Linked DNA regions of Homo sapiens: all the other regions are linked to region 3. The links are chromatin loops, found by intact Hi-C in ENCODE. Cell type or tissue: mammary epithelial cell. All regions are shown on one strand. Links, peaks and the distances in the headings refer to the core of each region. The heading gives the core; the rest is flanking DNA. Region 1 has its middle 31 kb from the start of PLAC1. Region 2 has its middle 12 kb from the start of PLAC1. Region 3 overlaps PLAC1 (placenta enriched 1).

What was found. A loop is a pair of places that touch in the nucleus more often than their neighbours do. Peaks named below come from ENCODE experiments on the same cell type or tissue, not always from the same donor. Only the 100,000 strongest peaks of a DNase experiment are listed, where the experiment ranks them.
Region 1: a loop joins it to region 3, with 11 times the contacts of the local background. A loop is called at or near these places in 2 of 110 quality-filtered maps.
Region 2: a loop joins it to region 3, with 7 times the contacts of the local background. A loop is called at or near these places in 3 of 110 quality-filtered maps.

What each region holds. Positions count from the first base shown.
Region 1 is chrX:134,686,441-134,691,934 of GRCh38, reverse strand. It overlaps a transcript of PLAC1 not described here. Among named protein-coding and RNA genes, the nearest start is that of PLAC1, 31 kb to the right of the region's middle. In mammary epithelial cell, for the core only: no CTCF peak of the experiment used is centred there; DNase peaks (open chromatin) are centred at 2,874 and 3,604; H3K27ac peaks cover 1,456 bases.
Region 2 is chrX:134,667,647-134,673,140 of GRCh38, reverse strand. It overlaps a transcript of PLAC1 not described here. Among named protein-coding and RNA genes, the nearest start is that of PLAC1, 12 kb to the right of the region's middle. In mammary epithelial cell, for the core only: no CTCF peak of the experiment used is centred there; DNase peaks (open chromatin) are centred at 2,600 and 3,210; H3K27ac peaks cover 827 bases.
Region 3 is chrX:134,601,037-134,606,530 of GRCh38, reverse strand. PLAC1 (placenta enriched 1) reads left to right here. Exons shown (of 3, transcript NM_021796.4): 2 at 4,409-4,480. Among named protein-coding and RNA genes, the nearest start is that of LINC00629, 54 kb to the right of the region's middle. RefSeq lists an enhancer at 1,376-2,575. In mammary epithelial cell, for the core only: a CTCF peak has its summit at 2,380; a DNase peak (open chromatin) is centred at 2,330; H3K27ac peaks cover 1,543 bases.

The DNA.
Region 1 (5,494 bases), core at 1,479-3,978, 85 kb before region 3:
CTTGTCCCTTGCTCATGTTCAAAGTGATGTCGTTGCTGACAATTCAGAACTCTCCCACTTGCCACCTTCTCCAGGCTCCCAGGCTGTTTTCTGAATTCCCAGAAGAAACTGTTTCCATGGCTCAAAATGACCCCTTCTTAGGCCTCTACCAATCAGAGTCTCATCCCTCAGTGCCCCCCATCTCATCTAGCTGCTAGAGAGAACGCATTCTTATTTAACTAATGCACACTAAGGTGTAAGTGAGGTCATACACGAACTAGCCAGGTGTGTTTACATTTCCAGAAGGGCCGTCCTAAGGAACAGAATTCTAAACAGTCAAATTTCCAGAGTTATTTCGGCATGTTGTGTGATGAGACAAGCCTTATTGGGCCAACTCAAATATACCACATGGGTAACCGCCTCAGCCACGTCTGATGCCGTTCCTTTCTCTTGGAATATTCTGGCCTCTCCTGCTTCTCTCTCCAAATCTTATTTTTCCTTCAAGGCTCAGCTCAAGTCTTACCCATGAAGCTTGCCCAGAGCACACCTGGCTTGAATTCCTGCCCTGCTCGGAAGTCATTGCTCCTCATTTGTTCCATCTGGGTTGGTTTGGTTTCCTCGAACAGATCCTGAGCTCTGTGAGAGCAGGAATCATGTTTTAAACTTCTTGCCACTCTTCCACAACTCCTGGCATGATGCTGGCCTCAGAGGATATGTACAAGAAATTTTTATAGTAACAGCCATAGCTTCTCCACATGTATCAGATTTGAGTCACAGCAGCCCTGTAAGGTAGGTGGTATTACCCCCATTTTACAGAGGAACTTGTGAAAAAAAAAAAAAGAAAAAAGAAACACTGCTCAAAAGAAAGAAGTTAAAGTCTTGTCTCCTTTCTATTTCTGGAGATTCTCAATATATCAGTCAATATGATATATACATATATATATATATATATATATATATATATATATATATATATATATTTTTTTTTTTTTTTTTTTTTTTTTTTTTTTTTTTGAGACGGAATCTTGCTCTGTCGCCCAGGCTGGAGTGCAGTGGCGCGATTTCGGCTCACTGCAATCTCCGCCTCCCGGATTCAAGCAAGTCTCCTCCCTCAGCCTCCTGAATAGCTGGGACTAAAGGTGTGTGCCACCATTGCCACCATGCCCAGCTAATTTTTTGTATTTTTAGTAGAGACGGGGTTTCACCATGTTAGCCAGGATGGTTTCGGATCTCCTGACCTCGTGATCCACCCGCCTCAGCCTCCCAAAGTGCTGGGATTACAGGTATGAGCCATCAATATGATATTTTTGAGTGTGACCTCTGTGCCCTGCACTATTGGAAATATAAAAAAGGTGTAGACCTGGAGCCCTGTCTTCAAGTCAGCCATGGAACAGTGACTTCCAAACCTGGTTGATCACCAAAAATACCTCAGGAGCTTGTTAACACAGAGACTTCCAGGTCATCCCCAGAGATTCTGACTCAGCAGGTCTGGGATATTGTCTTGGTATTTTCTCAAAGCCACCTGAGGGATTCTAATAATCAGCCATGTTTGAAAACCACTGCCCCAGTGATCCATATCTTCTCATATATGTGAACAAGTCAGGTGTTTCTGGAAGAGTGGGAGGCACAGTACTCTTGGGACTGGGAACACACAAACTTCATATTTTAATTATATGTTTATTTTAGTGTGTATTAGAAAGACCATAACCATTCCACAAAACTATGATTTCCCAGATATGATACTTTTCTTTCATTAAAAGTGTATTTAATTCTGACACATGCTACAACATGGATGAACCTTGAGGACATTATGCTAAGTGAAATATACCAGACACAAAATACTGAAGGATCTCACTCATATGAGATACCTAGAGTAGTCAAATTTATAGAGACAGTAGAGTGGTGGTTGTCAGGGGCTGCAGGGAGGGAGAAATGGGGAGTTAGTGTTTATGAAGACAGAGTTTCAGTTGGGGAAAATAAAAAGAGTTCTGGAGATAGATGGTGGTGATGGTTGCACAACATTGTGATGTACCAAATGCCACTGAATTGTACACTTAAAATGTTTAAAATGGTAAATTTTATGTTATGTATATTTTACCACAATAAAATGTACTTTAAAAAGCAAGATAGAGAAGTTTAAAGTTGGTAAAAGTAGAGACGGACTGCAGATATGGCAATCAGGAAAGTGCTGTGCAAGTGACTGGTGTTTGAGAAATGATTGTAGTTTGACTCCCTCATTTTACTTAGGAGGGCACCAAGGCTCAGAGAAGGGCAGGGACTTGCCCAACATCACACATTGAGTCAGTGGCAGGGCCAGTACTGATATCCAGGTCTCCCAACTCTGTCAGTATTTTCAAATTTATATCATCTGATTCATTGCTCAAATATCACGGTGTCGGCAACAGACACAGGAGACACCCGTGGGTGCTAGAGAAGTTGGGGAGGGCTTGATGGAGGAAGTAGGACTTGATGAAGGCCCTTAAAGATGGAAGGATTTGTAAGTCAGAGGAGATGAAAACGGGCATGAACACAAAACTCTATCAGCAAAAATGAATTTGGTTTCTGGTTTGTATGGAGATAGTGAAAATGGAACCCTAACTGGAGCAGTTATGTTTTGAAGTAATAGAAGCCTCTCGAACAATACATTAATTTGGACTTGATATAGTAAACAATAGGCAGCCCTTGTAGAATTTTGAGCACAGGCGTGACATGGTGAAAGCAGGCTTGTAGAAAGGTTAATCTAGCAGTGACCAACAGGATGCATATAATGAAACCAGACCAGTGAGTGGGCTCTTCTAGGAATCCAGCCATGGTATGACAGGGACCAGAACTGGGATGGTGGGAATAAGAATAAAGAGGCAAAGGTAAATCAGTGACTCATTCAAAGGCAAGTCAAAGGCAGAACAGCCAGAACTTAGTCATTCATGAAAGGACAGATTCAAGATTCTTAAGCCTGGACGATAGAGTCATAGTAGTGCCCTTAACTGAAATGAAAAACAAAGGAAGAAGAAATAATGTGGGGCAAAGGTGAAACATTTGGTTTTGGACATAAAGAGTTGGAGGTGGTAAAGAAACATCCAAGTAAAGGTAGTTTCCAAGCAGCTTGAAATATGAGATTGGCCCTTGGGTTACAGGAAAGAGGCCGTTAAACTCTCATTTTAAATATGGATACTTTACACAAGGATGGTGTTCTAGTGACATATTCATTTTTGTTTAGCATTAATTTGAAAGACATATTGTTTTCATAAAGAAATTGTGGTGTAAGACTTTGAACGCAAGAGAACAAGCATTTAAATGCCTTAAAAGCCAGAAAACATCAAGGAAAGGGTGGGGATTGGCCCAAGTGAGTAATTATAAATTTTCTCTTCTGGAAAGAAAAAAGAGAAAAACCATGGTGTAATTTCCAGTTGTCTTTTCTTGGAGCTTTAATGCATAGAAGGATTTAGTGTCCTTGTCACCCAATACAACCTTTCAAAGAACTGCTGGATGAGTATTTAGTAATGAACCTTTGGGAACACCTTGTATGGAATCCAGCTCTTCTGCAATTAATGCAGGATGGCAGCTGCCTGAATGATTCATATCAGGACATCATGTAATACCACATAATTTGACAAAGTGAGAACGGGAGAGTGGACAATATTTGCTCTGTTGTCTGTTACATACTTGCTCAGTGAATGAAAGGCTATACCTCCTTAAGCATAACTGACAAAACTCTTGGACTTGCTAACCCAAAAAATTCATCTCTGATTTCTATGAGTCAAACTACAATAAACTGTCTGAATTGGCGAAAACAGCAGGTTTCACAGAGGTTCTGGACATTTTTACAGAGAGAAGGACTGTGGGAGCCTTTTCTTTTAATTCTTTCTTGGAGTCTGAGCCGGTCATCAGGAAAACTTGTGAAGTTTCTCTTTTAGCCCTTCCACCATTCTTCCTGTCTTCTCTCTTCTCACAGCACTTTTGATAGTCTACAGGCTCTAAGTTCCCAGAGCTAGCACAGCTCCAGGTCCCCACTGTGAGGCGTCACTAAGACTCATAATAACGATTGTGTATTGAGAATTGACAATGTGTCAGACGTTGTGCTAGGTGCTATATATATATATATATATATATATATATATATATATATATATATATATATATGTTATCTCAGTCCTAAAACAAACTTATGAGGTAAGTACTATTATTCCCTTCATTGTACAGATTAGAAAAGTGACGTTTAAAGAGGTTAAGTAGATTCCACTAAGGCACAAACCCGAGTCTGGCACTCTTTCCACCACATCAACCTTCATCATAAAGTGATAGGAAAGACAGGGGTATAACCTAGCTAGCCAAAAGCACCCAGATCAACCCTAGCAACCAGCAGACTCTCACATCATTTTTTTGAGCAGTGAAGTTCCTAGAGGCCCTTACATCTGCCCCCTAAGGCAGACTCCACTGATGGCCTAAAGCAGGGGTGTCCAATCTTTTGGCTTCCCTGGGCCACATTGAAAGAGGAAAAATTGTCTTGAGCCACATATAAAATACACTAACGCTAATGATAGCTGATGAGCTTAAAAAAAATCACACACACAAAAACTCGTAAGGTTTTAAAAAAGTTTACAAATTGTGTTGGGCCCCATTCAAAGCCATCCTGGGCCACATGTGGCCCACGAACTGTGAGTTGGACAAGCTTGGCCTAAAGGAAACTAGAAAGATGTTTTCTACCCTTAACATGGGCAAGGGGAGAGTTTTGTTTTGGCAGGAAGTTTACAGTTACTCTTTAGATGCTTTTGAATTAAGAAATTGTAACACACATTTTTTTCTTGGGCATTTCCAATGATTTTGAATTTGCACTTTGATTCTATCTAGCCCTGCCATGACTGATCTGTGACAGAGCCATGATGCTAATATCCCTTTCATAATATCTTTCCACTAAAACATTGATCTTAAGAGTGGCACAGGATTTGAGGGGCAATGAGAAGCTTTATGATTTGCATTTACCCCTTGTTAGATTGCAAGTCTCTTGAAAGAGTAGACTATCATCTCTTCTTGCATTACCACCCAATTCTGTGTCGGGATTAATTCATCCCATTGGTTTCCAAGATGAAGGCTAAGAACCATGATTCTTTGTCATATTGGAAGAAGAAACAGGACAAGAGACAAGCAGAAATTGGGGCTCTAGAAGGGAGCAACCAAGAGAAGCCTGGGCTTCTTCCCAAATTTATCAAGCCTCGGCGCTGGCCCTGAACACATGGCAGTCTGTACAGGTGGCCAATGCAGAGACTTAAACTAAGACCCATTGCCTTCTGCTATGATTCACAAGAGGTTGAAGGAGGATCTTTAAAAAGTTACAATAACATAAGTGCTGTCCTGCCTTAACAAAGCTAATCACTGCTGACCTACCCTAAGCAGGACTGGGTTTCAAGGGGTTTTTCCATTGGTGGACAAGACTCAGACTGAGCACGTCACACTCTCTCACCTAGTATTGCCCGTACCAAACAAGATGGCTAGCTGAGATGAAGGAGGGTTTCTAGCC
Region 2 (5,494 bases), core at 1,441-3,940, 66 kb before region 3:
AAAATACTTTAGCCTGCAGAGGCTCACCCAGTTTAATTTCAGCAAGTTCACAAGCCTGAGATGTTTCTCTCTTTCTCACCTTTTCCCCTGTTAGCACTTACTGGATTCTCCAAAATGGCTATTACAGTTTAAGCAGACACAGAGGGGGAAAATCCATATTTTTGTGACTTACATAAGGAGTTTGAGCCTTGACAAAGTACTCAGTAAGTCTTGAGTTTGCCTCTAATAGTATATAGCTGAAGGAGTCTCTGAAATGACAGGATTTATGGAGGTGCCTAGAAGTACATTCAATAAGGAGGAAAAACACCAGATCCATTCTGAAATCTTCTCACCCACCAGCCGGTTGCCTATTACAGGGCATTGTTAGTGCAGCAACTTATGTATAGTAAATAATCAGCCCCTAACTTGTTCAATAGTATATTGTGGATTTTTTTTCAAATGGAGCCCCCTTTTGGGGTAACATTTATGACTTATGAAAGAATCCTTTGCTCTGTTTCATCAGAATCATCAGTTCTTATTGAGGTTCATATTGATCAAGGGTATTTTTCTTCAGAGAGTGGGGATGTACCTCCAAGCAGCTAATTAGATTAGTAGCACCAACATTACCATCAAAGAGGAAGATAACTGAGTATTGCCTGATTTTAGTACAGCTACCACAGGATGCTCCAGAGACACTACTTAACGTCAAAATAGAAGGGAAGAGAGAGCAAGAGAGAGTATACAAGGAAGTACACAAGAGAACTCAGGCTTCATGGACTTCTGAGCACACAGCTAGCTAGGGTATTGGGACCACCCAGAGATACCCCGTCAGCCCCTGCATTCCCCACAAAGGATGTTATGATAAGCCCTTGGAATTTGTCAGGGGACCCTGCGAGGTTATCTAATGATCCTGGAATCCCCTGTACAGTTCCCACACCAAATAGCTATACTTCCTCTCCTTGGACTATTCCAATAGTAGGGTCGTCACCACCAGAGATGGTTTCACACTCTTGAATGGCTCTGAAAAGGATTTTTTTTCATTTATTCAGGCTCTCAGTTTCATTTATTGAGCTTATACTATATGACAGGCAGTGTACTTTGTACTGGGGATACAGCAGTGGATGAAACAAATGGGTTCCCTGCCCTCCTGGGGTTTCCATTCTAGTGAGGAGATAGATAATAAAGGAACAGAACTTTCTCCACCCAGCTCTATCACTCTGTATGCCTTTGCCCATGGGTTTGTGGTGCCCAAAATGTAACCCAATGACTTGGGAGGGTTTTGCTTGATTTATGAGGTCAGGGCAGAACTCCTTTATTCCGAAGACTAGACTCTTATGAATGCAACTTACAACAATTTTTGCTTTTTGTTTCACTGGTGATATGGTTTGGATTTGTGTCTCTGTCCAAATCTCGTGTCAGATTGGAAGAGGGTCCTAGTTGGAGGTGATTGGATCACGAGGTGGATTTCTCCCTTGCTGTTGTCCTGATACTGAGTGAGTTCTCACGAGGTCTGATGGTTTAAAAGTGTGTGGCACTTTCCCTGTTGCTCTCTCTCTCTCTCTCTCTCTCTCCTGTTCTACCATGGTAAGACGTGCTTGCTTCCTCTTCACCTTCCGCCATGACTGTACGTTTCCTGAGGCCTCCCAGTCATGCTTCCTGTTAAGCCTGTGGAACTATGAGTCAATTAAACCCCTTTTCTTCATAAATTACCCAGTCTTAGGTAGTTGTTTATAGCAGTGTGAAAACGGACTAATACAACTGGTCGCATCATACATTGACTTACAGTGACCTGACTGTCAACAGACACTCCTAAGCCTTCCCCCCTGTTCCCCACTTTTAAACATGTTTTACCATTAGGTCAGTTTTCTCCTGTTTTATATTAGTGCAATTGATTTTTTTGGACCAAATTATAACATTTTACATTTATTTCTGTTAAATATTATTTTGCTAAAAATACTCTGTCATGCCAGTCTATTGATCTAGTTTGTGATTTAGGAGGACAGAAAGTCCTTTGCATTTACTCAGGGGTCTGTTTATAAAACTTATAACACTGGGCTATCACAGAGAGAAACTTGGTCTTAGCCAAAAGTTGAAGGCCTGACACCCAAGATGTCATAGGAGTTTCACCTCATGGGGTTAAAAATTTTTTTAACAAATGAAGAAGCAAGGCAATCACATTATGCTTTGGCTCAGTAAAATAATGCAAGGAACTCCCAAGCATGTTACAGATAACAGCCTTCTCAGAAAGATCCCCAACTGCTCACCATATGGTTGAATTGGGGCTGGGAACTTGAAACCTGCAGGGTCTTTGTTAGGTTAGAATGGGGGAAGGGAGTTTGCAGAGACCAAATCCTCAAGGCAATGGGTCATGATTGGCAAAGGTGCCCGTGACTGCTTGCTCTTGGTATGAGTTGCATGAGCTAAGGCATCTCCTTGTCTTATTTGCATGGCAGGGCTGGAGGCTACACTGTGACTTGGCATTCATGGGACAACAAAATGACCAGTCATTCTGTGTTCCATGGAGGCCAGTCAGAGCAGGTTCCTTGGTGGTGTGCTCAGGGACTGGGATCCAGTGGCTTGTGAACTCAGCCAGCTAGGCAGGCTGGCAAGATGGGCAAGCACCCCAAACCTCACCCACTCCCATTCCCACCCCCACCCAGCTCCACATTCTTGAGGTTTTAGTTCACCAGACCTGAATGAGAGACTGACTGCCTGACTGCTAATTATTCCTGGAAATGGCATGATATGAAGTCTGCAAACATTTTCTGCAAACATTGACCCACAAGAGGCAAGCTGTTGAGTTCTGGAAGCTAGGAGGCAGGAGGTGGGAGGGGGCTTGGGAGGCATTCCTCAGGCATGAGGCAGTTGGGTCCCTTTGCCTGCTGGATTTCTGCTGTAAGGTCAGCAGGAAACAGATGCATGGAGGACAGTCCCCAGGGTGGCATGGGACCACCCAGGGGTGTTGGGCTTTTCAGGTGAACATAGAAGGCTGGGCTGGGAGCTCCCAGGTAGCAAGAGCCAGATTGTTGGTGCCTTTCTGTTGTCAAAAAAAAAAGTTTCAGCTGCCACCCAGCCAAACTTTGCTTGCACACATGTTTTCCAGAGACAGAGACAAAAATGTGTTTCTCAGGGTGGGGGTGGGGTGGGGAGACTGGAGTGACAGTTACATTAGCCGTATGCAGAGCCATCCTCATCACCTCGGCATTTCCTGGAGATGGTTGCAGCCTCCTGTGAACCCCAGCCAAGGTTCTTTCGAGATCCAGGGCAAGCCCCATGGCCAAGAGCAGACTGGCCTGACTCAGAGGGAGAAACAGGAGACTTCGGGGAGAGTAGCCGGGCTGTGTACGGCCCCTCCACCGCCAAGCCCACCACCCGCTTCAGCCTTGTCTTCCGCTACTGCGGACCTCCAGCTCCAGAAACACCAAGCTGCCCCAGCATCCCGCTCACACCAGGCAGTTCTCAGCCACTCTACCACTGCTCATGCCCCTTTCCCCATCCCAAGTGCTCTTTCCCCACTGCTTCCCTCTCCTAACTCCTACCCATTCTGCAAGGCTCCCCTCCGGGATCACCTCATTTGGAAAGCCTTCCTGTATTCCGTCTGTCTGAGTTTGGCCTTCTCCTCTGTGCTCCCCCACCAAGTGTTGTGTTTTCTCCAACCACAGCATTTCTCACTCTAGAGAATAAGAGCTCACACCCATCTCCAGCTTACAATGCGCAAGTCACTGTTCTACCTTCTTTACACATATTAACATCAGTATCTTGATTTTATTGATGAGGGCCCTGGGAAATTCAGAGGTTAAGTAACTTGCCCAACATCACACGGCTAGGGAATGATGAAATCAGGATTTGAACCCAAGCTTTCTGGCTCCAAAATATATCCCACTGGAAAGTGAACTCTTTGAGGGCAGGTGAGTCAAATCATCCCTGAATTCTCAGAGTGGGCACTCCAGAGATGTGGGCGGACTTAATTGAACCACATGAAACTAGGAAGACCATAGGGAAGATCCTGGAAAGATGGGATGGGCCAGAAAAAGAGGTAACCCCTAATAACTCACACACCTCTCCCTCCTGCCCTTGTGGATGGGTATTCAGGCCTAACAGATCCTGCTGTGGGTGATTTCCAGGAACCACAAAGGCCAGAACAATGCCGAAGGCCCCACGTTGGGAGGCAGCCTCTGGGAGGCCATTTTCAAAGGCCAGACCCATTTTCGCTGGGCCTGCCTGCTCTGTTGCCACCCAGTGTAGCCACTACTTCTCATTTGGTTTTGGTTAAAGACCACAATGTACTTGCTCACTGGGGGAGGTGGGTAGGGTGGGAGAGGGCTTGGCTCCTCTTTGTGTGGAGTGTTCACACTTAGCCCATCCTGCCCCAATCTCAGGGAAATTTGGGGAGGCCAGAAGGAAGTCTTTCCCGGTCCTAGAATTTTCTGTCTTCAGCCTTGAAACCTTTGTGTGAAAGCTTCACCTGTGTGGAATTCCTATAGACAAGTGTGAGCTGGCCATTATGGCCGGATTTAGACCCATCACTAGTCCTTCCCAGGGCCCTTAGAGGCCCTTTTGAGGAAAAAAGCAGACATCCCTTAAAAAAATAAAACTAGAACATGATGCCCAGGATCCAGAATACTGAATTATAAGTCTGAGCATCCAACTCTAGACAGAGTGACTCTGGGTGTGGGTGCTGGAGTAAGACTGAATGGACTGACATCTTAGCCCTACCATTTCATAGATGTGTGACTTTAGGTTTAGAGTTGTGCAACCATCATCACTAGTTCCAGAATATTGTCATTACTCCAGAAAGAAACTGTACCCATTAAACAGTCCTTCCCATTCTCTCCCCACTCCATCCTCTGGCAGTTCCTAATCTCTTTCTGTCTGTATGGATTTGCCTATTCTGGATATCTCATATAAATGGAATCGTGTATATGTGATCTTTGTGTCTGGCTTCTTTCACTTAGCATCATGTTTTCAAGGTTCATCCATGTTGTAGTATGCATTAGTCCTTCATTCCTGTTTATGGCTGAATAATATGACTATACCACATTTTGTTTATCCATTTGTCTGTTGATGGGCATTTGGGTTGTTTCCACTTTATGGCTATTGAGAATACTGCTGCTATGAACATTCGTGTACAAGTGTTTATGTGGATCTATGTTCAATTCTCCTGGATGTGTATGTACCTAGGAGTGGAATTGCTGGATCATAGGGTAACTCCACAGTTAACTTTTTTTTTTTTTTTGAGACAAGGTCTTGTTCTGTCACTTAGGCTAGAGTGCAGTGGTGGGGCCTTGGCTCACTGCAGCCTCAAACTCCTAGTCTCCAGAGTCCTTCTGCTTCAGCCTCCTGAGTAGCTGGGACTACAGGCATGCACCACCACACCCAGCTATTTAAAAAAATTTTTTTTTTATAGAGATGGGGGTCTCCCTGCATAGCCCAGGCGGATCTCAAACTCCTGCCTTCAAGTAATCTTACTGCCTTGACCTCTCAAAGTGCTGGGATTACAGGTGTGAGCCACTGT
Region 3 (5,494 bases), core at 1,245-3,744:
AACATCTATTTTTCTTTTTAATTATAGCCATTCTGACTGGTGTAAGATGGTATCTCATTGTGGTTTTAATTTGTGTTTCTCTGATTAGTGATGTTGAGTGTTTTTTTCACATGTTTATTGGCCACTTGTATGTTTAAAGCTATATTTTTAAGCATTATGATAAGCAATCTAGCCAGATTAGTGACAAAATGAACCCTACTCTCAAGGAGGAGAATCCAAGTGAGTAATTCAGCACACGCACATCACTACAGTTAGAAAAACTACACAAATACAACTTTTTTTTTTTTTTGAGATGGAGTCTCACTCTGTCACCCGGGCTGGAGTGCAGTGGTGCGATTTTGGCTCACTGCAGCCTCCGCCTCCCAGGATCAAGCGATTCTCCTGCCTCAGCCTCCTGAGTAGCTGGGACTACAGGTGCATGCCACCACACCCAGCTAATTTTTTTGTATCTCTAGTAGAGACAGGGTTTCACCATATTGGCCAGGATGGTCTTGATCTCTTGACCTCGTGATCCACCCGCCTCGGCTTCCCAAAGTGCTGGGATTACAAGCGTGAGCCACCATGCCCGGCCACAAATACCACTTTCTATTGGCCAACCCAGGAAGAAACATGAACTTCCTTCCTCAAGTTTGAGGCTGGAGTCTTTGTCTTAGCCTTCAGTCACTAGAGTAAGACTGGTGTTCTCCTCATCCAACCATGAACACATTGAGGACAAGGGCACATCTGAGTCATCTCTGTCATCCCAGTGCATGGCACAGTCAACATTTGTTGGTGGAAGGAAGGCAGGAATGCCACCCATCCCCCCCGGGGAGATGGTCTTGGGCACAGTCTCTCTTTGCATTGCTCCTGCAGGGTACTGAGCCACCTCTACCCTCACAGCAACCTCCTCTCCATCATCCATCACTTCAGGTCACTCAATGATGAGCAAGCCAGCTGATAGCACTTTTTAGCTACACAAATGGATAAATCACAGAAACCAACATTTGTCAGACTCAGCTATCCTGATTCTTCTTGTGAACAAAATGATCATTAATTCCTTTAGACGAGTCCCCCAGTCTCCAGCCATTTGTCTCCTTTCCCCATGGGCAAATAAAAATGGGAATCTTATTAGTGGTCTCTAGTCATCTCATAGCATTGCGGGGAGAGCTGAAGCTGGATGAATGGACATCCCTGAGCTTGTGGAGTTCTCACCAAGTGGGCAGTGACTGGGTATGATCCCCTTTGGAGCCTGTCACTGCTGTTGACATTGAAAATACCGGTGTGGAAACAAATGCTGTCTTTGTCACAGGCTCAACTACAGGGGCCTCTCCTTCCCTAAGCTGGCAGCTGAGACTAAGTACTTGAGATCCCTGGGCCAGCTGTTGTGAAGTAAACGCCAGGCAGTAGGTAAGGCAAGATTCAGAACTGGGCAGAAAGCCAGGCTGGAGAGGGAGCACTGATAGGAGGGGAGCACAAAAGTTGGCAAACAAATGCTTTCCAAGTAGGTTTTAAAAAACACAATCTGGCCTCTAAAGTAGACAAAGCACCAATGGGGGGTGCAGGGGTGGGGGTGCTGCCTGAAAATGCCTGCTCTGACTATCAGCTCAAGAAGATTCTAGAACTGGAAAGGCACTGTGAGCAATGTTTCCCGAGGAGGCTTCCCTTGGAGCACAGAAAGATAGCCACACCCTTTGAAGTTAGCTGGGAGCTTACAAAGGGCAGTGTTGTTTCCACTAAGGAAGAATGATAGCCCTGCATAATGGTGTCCTTATTCTGTAAACCCCAGACCTTGTGCGATGAGGGGCAAGTGAGCCTGCAGGCCCCAGCAAAGGGGGAGGAAATGGTTGGCAAAACACATACTTTTAGCTTGCTTACTGGTCAACATGGAAGGTCTTCCCTAGGAAGATGGTGTGGTCAAAGTCAGGGGTCTGTTTCAACTCTCTTCCAAGGATGATTGCTAAATCATATCAAGATACCTTTTTAATTTGATGATGGCTGATGTAAGTTTCCAAATGCTTGCATCTTCTGTCATGTTTGATGTATTTCAGTGAATCATGCCACAAGCTGAGAGGCCCTAGAGATGAAAGGCTGATGAGAAAAAACGGATGAGCCCATTGTTTTACATCAGAATGTGAATGGTGATATTTCTGAGTAGTGGGATTCCTGTCACACAAAAGGGGAAGTCAGTAGGCTGGCAGTAGCTGCCAAGGGCAGCTTATTGGACAATTATTAGGGAATGGAATCCTAAAATTGGAATTTTAACATAGCCTTGATCAACTTTGGAATGCCTATGGTATTGCATCATACATGCTTATGTCAGGGACCACTTCCAAAATTCTGACTCATCTCCCAGGCCAATGAAACCATTTCAGCATGTGAATTACACCCCTGGTGTTGTCCAAGGGAATTTTTGTCAGCCCTGGTGCCCAGGACTGATTCCATTAGGCCTAGGAGAAGCTGTGTGGTGCAACAGAAAGAGCCATGAGGAGCCCTGAGCTCTAGTCCTAGCTCTGTTGCCAATTAACTGTCATTCCAAGTGAATCTTTTAGTGAATCTGTGTCTTGGTTTCTTCAGCAGTTGAAAAGAGACAGTTGAATTTGATGAGTTAGTCTCTTACGGCTTTAAAAATAAAAATGCATGTTTCATAGCTTGGCATTTAACAAAGAATTGTGGATATGTAAGTAATCTAATTTTATAATTTTCTTTAGGTATGAAAGGGACCTTAAACATCGTATAGTCCAACCCCTTTATCATACAGATGTAGAAACCAAGGTCCAGAAAGGGGAAGGGATTTGATCAATTAGTGCAGAATTAGGGTTAGAGATCAGGTTTCTGGATTCCCAGTCCAGTGCATTTTCCACTACATTTATTTTTAAATCAAGTAATACATGAGCATGGTTTAAAAATATCAAATAGGCAGCTGGGTGCGGTTGCTCACACCTGTAATCCCAGCACTTTGGGAGGCTGAGGCGGGTGGATCACGAGGTCAGGGGATCGAGACCATCCTGGCTAACACGGTGAAACCCCATCTCTACTAAAAATACAAAATACCCAGGCGTGGTGGCGGGCACCTGTAGTCCCAGCTACTCGGGAGGCTGAGGCAGGAGAATGGCGTGAACCTGGGAGGTGGAGCTTGCAGTGAGTGGAGATCATGCCACTGCACTCCAGCCTGGGTGACAGAGCAAGACTCTGTCTCAAAAAAGAAAAAAAAAAAAAAAAAAAAAAAAAAAAAAAAAAATATATATATATATATATATATATATATATATATATATATATATAAAATACAGAGAGCTGATAATAAAAAACAACAGTTCTCTGCCCCACTCCTCCCCATCCCCAGTCCCACTCCTCAGAGGCAACCATTTTTTAACAGATTCTGTTGGCAATTCATCTGATAGTTACTTCTGAATCTCTAAATATTACTCTGTTCCCATTCTTGATTTATCCATTTTGGACATTATCTATTAACTCCTGTTATAAAAATGGAAGATTTAGCTCACTTAACATTACTCCCAACTGCCTCTCTTTCTTCTGCCTCCCCATGGTTGATAGCAATATTTTATGAGATTTTTAAAAATTCACTTTTTAAAATAGCATGCTATTTTAAAAATTTACTTTTTTGGTGTACAGCTCTATGAGTTTAGGCAAATACATAAAGTCATGTAACTGCCACCACAATCATGATATAGAACAGTTCCATTACCCCCCAAATCCCCTCATGCTGCCCTTTGTAATTGGCTTCTCCCTTTACCCCCTACACTGATCTGTTTTGTTGCTACAATTTTGTCTTTTCCAGAATGCCCAGAAATTGAATCATATACTATATAACCCTTTGATACTGACTTCTTTCACTCAGTATAACTATTTTGAGATTCATGTATGTGTTGTTCATTCTTTTGTATTGCTGAATAGTACTCCACTGCATGGATGTACCACAGCTTATCCATTCACCAGTTGCAGACCATTTCAGTTGTTTCCAGTTTGATAGCATTATTTTTAGTTATTCTATTGGTTACTTTTTAACTGAAAATCATATACTGAAACCTCTACTTCTTGCACCATCATCCACTATATAGTAAGTAGGTCTTCTTTTTCAGAATAGTAAATGCTTTGGACTGATTGAAAAACATAATACTTTCATTTCTTTAGTCACAGTTTTAGACGGATTTAATTTGAGGGTGTGATTTTTCATGGGGTTGGGAAGGTTTGCTCAAATGCTGTCCAGCAGCCCTATTCAAGGCTACAGCCATTCTAAATGCCTCCTGTCACATAGGGGGCCTTCTCTAGTACCAGATATGCTTGTTGCTGGGAAGATACGCATGTACTTTCTGTTCTGACCGTTGCTAACTCAGGCAGTAGTTTTTGGGAAAAAGACCTTTCTTCATGTGGATTTCAGCTTTTGTCTGTCATGCTTTTTCTGTTCCAGCTGCCTTCACCAGTGAGCACAAAGCCACATTTCAAAGGAAACTGACAAATTATCCCCAGCTGCCAGAAGAAGGTTAGTTTTCTGTGTGTTCAGTGTCCCCCTTCTCTGATAACCAACAGGTTAACTTTCTAAAGGGAACTGACAAAAGCAGAAATTGTCCTTTTACCCAAATGAGTTGTGATTGTTGATTTTTTTAAAGATGTGGATTTGTAATATTCCTCTCCATTCCTACTCTAATTTATACCAGGAAATAGAGTGTAAGTGATCACAATGGAACCTCTATTGTTTGCAAGATTCATATTAATGCATTCTGGTTTTTTAAGTGCTTACAAGATCTAAATTAATTTTTAAATTAGCTAGCATAGTGTCTTTACTCAATGAGTAGCCATTTAAAGGCTGAATGATGTCAGCCCTGGCCATAGAGATTTATGTGTTGTTATATTTCATTTGCATTTTTAACCATCTTTGTACATGTGTTATGCCTCTAGCACTTATGCTGTATAACAGGAGAGAGTCTAATGCCTAGCACAGTACACTACATATAGTAGGTGCTCACTAAATGCCATTTGAATTGAAATGATCCAAAAGAGTGTCATGTATATATGATGGTAAAATATTCTGTGTTAATGCAGTGAGTCAGGCATTCTCAAACACTAATAGGAATGCAAATTGGTACAACTCTCCCACAGGGCAACTTGGCAAAATGCTCGAAAGCCTTAACAATGTTCTTATCCTTTCACCCAGTAATTCTCCTTCTAAGGATTTATCCTAAAAGGAAATAGAGATGCACAAAAAAATACAAATACATGGAAATTCATTGTGGCAATATTTAAAATAGAGAAAAAGTGGAAAAAACTTAAGTTGTCCATACTATGAAATCCTATGCAGTAACATTTATACTATGAAATGCAATGTAATTATTTAAAATCATGTTTAGAAGAATATTTAATGACATGAGTAAATGCTCATGGTCTAACTTAAGTGGGGGAAAGGAGGATACACAAACATACAGTGAAATCCCAAGTGTGTTTGTGTGTGTGTGTGTGTGTGTGTGTGTGTGTGAAGAAAAAAAATGACTAGAAAGAA